Regions from separate parts of the Mus musculus genome. Here region 1 is linked to region 2. The links are chromatin contacts, found by Hi-C or POLR2A ChIA-PET in ENCODE. All regions are on one chromosome and are shown on one strand. The core of a region is the stretch at or near the end of the contact, and the rest is flanking DNA. Distances in the headings are between cores, read along the strand shown.

Region 1 (3,427 bases), core at 387-2,886, 1.1 Mb before region 2:
CATTTCCAAAACTGATTTTGGCTACAACATTCAAGAGCAATCGACCCACCTGCTAATCAATCAATAGTATTTCAGTGCTGCTTTTTAAGAAAGGCAGCCCAGCACAAAACCAGTATTGTCAGCAACCAGCACAACTCACATGTCCTGACAGAAAATTAGTGTAAATATTTGGAGTTCTAAAAAGGAAATCACATCAATGCAGCATTCTGGTTAGTTCATTTTCAAATGAAAGATGTTACTGTTCCCCTGCCACGCAGCCCTCCCTGAGGCAGAAGTTAGTGGAGGTGAAGCAACAACTTCCTGATTCTCCTCACATTGTGTCTACCGGCATCTGGTGGGTTGTGGAAAGGTGGGGCCACACACTTCATGGACTGTCTATGTGATCTCAAAAAAGCTACACAACCTTCCTGAACACCTGTCCTTTGCTCACCTGCCCACTGAAATAAAGATGTTTTTAAATATGTACTAAACAGAAGAATGAAGAATTAGACCAGTCATCTTAAGGTTCACTGCCCAAAGGCACGTCAACGTTTCTGGTTTTTGTTTTTAAAAAAGTGAACAAAATGAATGAGCTCATTCAGTCGTTCAGTAGCATTACTATGAAATCTGTGATGGGTAGGCAAAGACTAAAAGACCCAGGGGCCTTTGTGACAGGACCCTCTCTCCGCTCGGCAAACTCAGTCCATGGCAGAAAGGGGTAGCAAACAGTTATGCGCAACTGAATGTGAAGAAGTAATAAACACATGACCTCGACCTGTGGGGGTAAGAGAGAGGAACCTAGAGCTGTCTGAGGAGCACTCCAAGCTAAACACTACAGAAGGACTATACTCAGCATTTCACCAGCACTGTAAAAACAAACCAGGGCTGCCCAGACGCCGGTCATTTCCGTCCTGCTTCTTTTAACATTTTTCTCTTGTTTCTGTATGTGTGGAGTACTTTTTTACAATGGCTAATTTAAAAACCTTTCTAAAAGATAGCTTTACCAGCACAAGTACGACTGTTATTATTATATATATACTTAATTGGCCAACTCTAAAACTCATTCCCAGTTTCGAATGCTAAAAAGCTGACCAAGATAGGTAGGGATAAGGGACTTCGATGTCGGTAGAAATATATTCTATCAAAGTTACGTGGAACAGACGCTTCCTGCAGCGTGCGGAGGGGGCTCTAAGCTCCTAACATAAAAAACGGAAAGGTGGTCACTGAGCTTCCAAAAAAAAAAAAAAAAAAAAAAAAAAAAAAGATGTGCGAGGCACTGTCACTTCCAACCCGGCTCGTCCCGGACCCTGGGAGAGCCTGCCTGGGCCAACTACACCTAGTCAACCCGACCGGCAACTTGGGAAACTGAGCCCCGGAAAAGCTAGTATGCAAAGGGGCGCACTAGCCTGCCCACTCGCAGCCGTCCCCGCACGGAAGAGGATTCAGGACATTCCGGGTCCTGACTCCCACGTCCCAGGATCACAGCGTCCCGCCCCGGGCGTGGCCCAAAACAGCGCGCAGAACGCCGGGACGAGAGGCCGGCACCTAGGGTAGCCGCGAGCATGCGCACTGTGCCTTGCGTGCCGAGGGCGGTTCCCCGCGACCGACGTCGCTACGTAGGCGTCGGATCCCCGGGGAGAGGAGGGCGAAGACTCCATCCGCCATGTTGGATGCCGCAGATTCGCCATAACCTCTCCGGCTCTTTCCCTAAAAAAATCAAAATAAAGAGCGAAGTTTCCTCAGGGTGTCCGACTTTCTCGCTCAGCCCGGGAGGGAGCCGGGAAGAGCCCGAGGCTTTTTTTTTCCTCCGCCGTGGGGGCGTTGCCATGGAGACGCGGACGGCAGGTGAGCGGGGATGGGGGTTGGGGCGCGGCGGGGTGGGGGTGGGGCGCGGCGCCGCGCGGGAAACCGCTCGTGGTGTGCAGTGGGGAGGCCGCGCGCAGACTCGGGCCGGCGGAGGGATCCACGGGCGGGCGGAGCGCCGACGTCGCAGCGTTCTGCGGCCCACGTTTGGAAGCTGGCTTGATCCTGCCGCAGGAAAGAAAAAAAAGGGAGGCGGTGGAGAGCAAGCGAGGGGAGCGCCCTGCGCGCCTGGGGAGCAGTTTCCAGGGCTGTGGGCGGTGCCAGGGCGCCCGCCAGCGGCCATCCGCGGGCGTCTGGCTGCATAGGTGTTCGAGTCCCGTTGCCTGCCGCTGTTTGTGTGAGCTTTGAGTTGGCTTCTTGCTTAGTCAACAGTTTCGTAAAGTAGATGACTTCCCCTTCCCAGTGATCAACCCCGTGTTCTTAGCCAGGACGTGCTTCAAGTCCAGCCTTCTCTAGTGACCTTCAGAGGGAGCGGCCAATGAGAGAGATGGGCTTTATCACGGGTGACCCTGTCCCATGCAAGTAGTCATTTGCCTTCTGTCTTTGGCCCAGTGCTGTAGGGCATTGTCCTCGTGCGCTTGAACGAAGTGGCTCCAGGCCACTTCCTCCAGGCAGCCCTCAGACTGTCTAGCCAGAAGCTGCTTTAGCTGGTCTCATTGGAAGGGTAGACTTTTCACTTAACCCCTGGTGACTCCCCTTAACCTTAAGCTTGTGACCTCTAGCCTGTGATTGACACCAATTTAGACTCTTGGACCCTGACTTCCGAGGGTCGCTGCCAGTGTCTCCTGGTTGTTCTTAGTTGGTCATTCACTGAAGAAGAGAAAAGTTGAGAGCCCAGATTCCTGACAGTGGAGCTTTAAAGAGATCGGACTTCTGGCTTGGAAAACAATGTGAACCATATGTTTGCTTGGCCTTTGTCACTGTCCCCTGGAATTCAGACAGGCTCTTAGTAGGGGTGACCTTCTATTGAATGACTGAGTGAAGGAGCTGCTGATCATTTGTACACGTCACTGTGGTTTCCTGCTGGAGCCTGGGTCCATCCATACAGGGGACAGAAAACTCACGTTCCTGGGGCTTACCTCCACTACTCTCCACCTTTAGCTTTGGAACCTATCACTTGATCTGTGAAATTAGTGTTGGTGCTACAGAGTGGCTATAGGTCAAAGGGACACACAACAAGCCCCAAACAGGTTATCTTTCTGTTTTCCAGCCATGACAAGTGAAGAAGGCTCATAGTTTGAACAAAATGTATTTCTGTCAGCTCGTTTCTGGGAAATTTCCCGTTTTGGTGTTGGAAAGGCGGCTTTGGGTGGTAAACAGGCTGGGTGGTCATTGCCCCAGTTCCAGCTCTGTTCTGTGTGTGTTCCAGCTCTGTTCTGTGTTGGTCTCTTTTTCATGGTATCTTTTGCTTTGGGTGCAAAGGTTTCTGCTTCTTTCTTTTCCCACCTTGTAGTGTACACAACAGCTTCTCAGCTATCGCTGTCTTGAAGGAGAATCTAGTGGCTGCTCAGAGCAGGCCTAGTCAGAGTTGGGTGATTACACTGTTTCTCCTCCTCTCATTTTCTTTTATAGATGTCTCATGCAT
Region 2 (3,903 bases), core at 249-2,748:
ATATCCTGGTGAGGGACAGCCCAGTGGCAGATCAGACCCCAGTGAGGTTTAACTGGAAGAGTCTTGGCAATACTTCTCCCTTACCCCGCACACACAAATTATAACTTAGAGGTTTCTGTTCTTTTCCTTCCTTTTCTGGTAGTTTGTTGTTTCTTTGTCCTCCACTTCTTCCCTTTTAACAATTTCTCTTCTACTTCCTCGGAACTTACACAGTGTACCAACCCTATCTAGGCAGTCCAGAAGCAGAGTTGAAACCCACTCCTTCCTCCTTCCACAAGCTGGCTTGGATTGAGTGAGCTCTTAGATGCCAAGGGCAGTTTCAAGAGCCCTGTATCCACTTGCTCAGTACAACAACCCAAGCAAACGAACGCTGGGACCAGGGCCCTTTGCAAGGGAGTACGTGGAAACACAAACCTAGGAAACAGTGGATATGGCCCAAAGAGCCCAAGATCACACCGTAATGGAGAAGTGCCGCAAATTCGCCCCAACATTACAGCCTCATTCTAGTGAGTAAACAGCCAGGCAGCTCTGGCCTCCCCCACTGCAAAGGCTTGTCCCCAGAAGTCTCCAGAACTGAAAACGGAGAGACTCCTGCGCACACCGTCTTTCCTCTTAACATTCCACGGAAAAGTTGTAGATGAGATAGTTCCAGTGAGAGGATACCCACTGACAAACCAGATCTTAGAAATGCCTTTTAAATCCACCATTTATGATCTACGACCCACACACGTTAAATTCCGTACCCTCACTTCCCTATTAAAACAGAAAAACTTCTACCCTAACCTAAACCAAATCCCCATCCCCAGGCTGCCTTGGGGACCTTTCTAACTCTGATTCCCACTATCAGCCTTTGCTTAGCGCTGGTCTGCGAAGCTGTCTATCCATCCGCAAAGGAAAGGCCCTCGGCGGAGTAGACGGGAAGGGCGGGGATGTGGATGCTTATAGTGACCTGCTCTGCGGCTCCCAGTCCTGGCTGCACAGACACCGCAATCCCTAACCCCGCGGTGCCCCTCCCCAAGCCTACCTAAATCCCACCTCGAGTCCCACGCCCTCAGAAAAAGCGGTGGCTTTGCCTGATCGCCCTCTCTCTCCACTGCGACCCTGAATGGGGCTCTTCTGGGCACCGCCAGCCACATCCTCTCGGTGCACGCCCAACGCCTCGTCCCTCGGGTTGACCCCACGGGCTTCGAGCCTCTCGGGAGTTCTTCCCTAGCCTCGCCAGCTGTTCCCGCAGATCCCTCTCTTGAGGCAGTGATATTGTTCCCGCGCTGCCTCCTCCGGCGTCTCTCAGACGGGTCCGGCCTCCACCCAGCCCGCTGCTGTCCACGTGGCTTGGCTGAGCTATATTGAGCTTGCAGGAAGCCCCAAGCTAGAGGAAAGCCGAGCTGAGGCCGGCAGGAGGGGCGGAGGGGGGCGCCCGAGCGCCAAGGGGCGGGCGCTGGGCGGAGGAAGGGGAGGAACCTAGAGCCGAAGAGCCGTGCTGGGCGCGCCGGAGTCACGGCTGGGACCGGGCGGGCGAAAGCGACTCCTCCCCGGACGCCCCGCCTCTCACTCCCGTTACACCCGGGGGAAGGTGTTCCAGAGGCGGCTCCCATCCTCACCCCGCCTCCCTTTTCTCCGGCGCTAACCTCTGCCGGCGGAGCCCACTATGCCAGACACTTTCGACACTTTGCAAAGACAAAGAGCCCTAAACCGGAGGGAGGAGAGAGGAGGAGGCAGAGAAGGAGCGTGAGGTTTGAGCTGGCTGGGTAAGTATCCTGAACACATCTCCTTAGATACCTCTCTGAACCTCTTCAGTGCCCCCAAAGTCCGGAGTGTCTCTGGCTTTGGTAAGTACGCACCCAGCTGGTCCCTGTCCCGGTGCCCCAGGGACGGCGCCCCCTCGCGAGTTGGGGCTGGAGAAATGTTGCTTGTGTTCTCTGAGTACTGAGGTGATCGTCCCGACCCGGGCACAGAAGGGGTGGGAAAGGGACTAGAAAGGTGTAACAGTAGAAATGGGACCAAAGACCCTAGGCGCCAAGAGGGAGACACAAGGAGAGAGATCTCTGTCTCCGCCACGGTGGTCTTCTACCTGCGGGTCAGGGAGGAGACTCCAGCTCTGGGGCTCCAGGCTCTTTGGCACTTACTGGAGGAGCCTGCCGGAGCTCAGTGAAGAGCCTATGGCAGTTGTAGCAGTGGCTCCCGGAGCGGCCGTGGTGACATTGCGCCCAGCACCGCAGTGGATCCCCGCCCGGGCCGCGGGTAGGAGACTCCATCAGGCGCAGATTGTCCCCACTCTCTAGAGAAGCGGAGGTCTCGGGCTGGGACACTGGGGACGCTTGGAAAGCGTTGGTTTTCCAGACCAGAGGTCTGGACAGTGTCCGGATGGAGTCTCCCGATCAGCTGTGGGCAGGCGCGGACCCGGGAGGAGGCTGTTGGTCCCCGGGACACCTCTAATACCGCCCCGTTTCGGATCTCGGGGAGAAGTTGGAGCTTAGGACAGCACAGCAAAAAGCGGTGTGTCAGAAAGTGGGTAGATGAGGGTGGTCAAAGTGAGCGTGGCGGTGGAAAGTCTAAACTTGGAATCTGCTCCAAACCCGTTAGGCGCCGCAGCTGCCAAGAAATAATGGGACAAAAGTTAGCAAAGTCTGCATCTCTGTAGTGTGACCTGCGCAGGGCATGGTCTGCTGCTTTGATATGTGCACGGGGTGGGCAATGGTGACACCGGACAAAGCGACTTGGTTGGAGTACTATTAGCTCGGGATTCGGACCTTTGCGCAAGCAACTTTCAGCCCTCGTTTTTCTACGCGTGGGTGTTTGAGTGTGACCTTGCGGGAGGCAGCGCGGCTGAACTCGAGAAGGGGATTAAGTCTCCCGGTGCCTGCCTCGTAGTACAGGTAAAGCGTGGGGCCCTTCGCCTTGCTTCACCGTGGAGTCTCAGAAAAGGTGCCCGAACCTCCATCCATCTGCTGGAACCTGGAGTTTCTCCAGCCTTTTGCACAAGGGTCCTAGCCAGCTTCTTCCTCCAGCAGGAATTGGTGGCGCGCTCCATGAGAGACATGTGCGCGCCCAAAAGCGTGCGAGTGGGTGGGAGTTGGGATGGTCAAGCCATCTCGGAAGCTGATTGACTCCCGGAGACACTAGTGACCCTCCCCCACCCCCCACCCCCCAGGACAGGAACAAGCTCGCACAGTTGCTACATCAGGCATTTGCCAGACTTTCTCTGTGTTTAATGGGTAAAGCCTGTCCTCTCCCAGTTTACCACTGTCTCGGGTCCCCACGCTTCCATGGACTTGTGGTGAGATGGAGCGCCCACGCCTTCCTGCTGCAGGTGAGGGGCGCTCCCCAGCAGAAAGACTGCTAGGATCAGGGGACGATCTCTGCCACCGCTTCTGACTTGTAGTTGATGCTAACACTGTGCGCACTAAAAGGGCCTCTAGAAGGCGTCCCGAGTCCGGACGCCCCTTGTCCCTTTCCACGATTGCTACTAAATTAAAATTCATCCAGTGACTTCCAGGAGAGCGCTGAGCACCCACCCTGCTAAACCAGAGTGTGCAGTTCTGGAAACTGCGGGCGGTGTCCCTAGGTTTTCTTTCTTGGATGATGGCCCAGAGCGCCCCCAGGTTTGAAAAAGAGGGATGCATTGCCCCCTGTCGGCTGCTTTGGATAGAGCGGTTAAACTAAGCTGTGAGAAAGGGTGACCAAAGCCACTGGGTTGGGCCCCTGCGCCTCTGCACTTCCCCTTCCTGTCCCAAACACCAAAGCCTAGTCATTTTCTGAACTTTCATGATTGGCTAAAAGAAAGAAAAAAAAAAAACTAAAATTCTCCATCTGTGTCTCCTGTGTGTGCCTAAAATTGGGTGTAAGATGAAGAACTTCGCTTTGAACATATGACTTAGCCTCTGAAAACCACAGCTTCCATAT

Evidence for each region. Hi-C counts contacts between places; a loop is a spot of excess contacts on that map. ChIA-PET counts read pairs that join two places held with the same protein, here RNA polymerase II (POLR2A).
Region 1: a loop to region 2 is called in a map of T-helper 17 cell, with 2.9 times the contacts of the local background. The contact joins the promoter of Zfat here to the promoter of St3gal1 in region 2. A Hi-C loop is called at or near these places in 1 of 37 maps with a recorded cell type or tissue (T-helper 17 cell). POLR2A ChIA-PET finds 5 or more read pairs at or near these places in 2 of 5 experiments (Patski and embryonic stem cell).

Annotation. Positions count from the first base shown.
Region 1 is chr15:68,257,065-68,260,491 of GRCm38, reverse strand. It overlaps Zfat (zinc finger and AT hook domain containing), which reads left to right and starts at 1,636. Exons shown (of 16, transcript NM_001145888.1): 1 at 1,636-1,824. The coding sequence starts at 1,806.
Region 2 is chr15:67,174,477-67,178,379 of GRCm38, reverse strand. St3gal1 (ST3 beta-galactoside alpha-2,3-sialyltransferase 1) reads left to right here and starts at 1,498. Exons shown (of 9, transcript NM_009177.4): 1 at 1,498-1,748.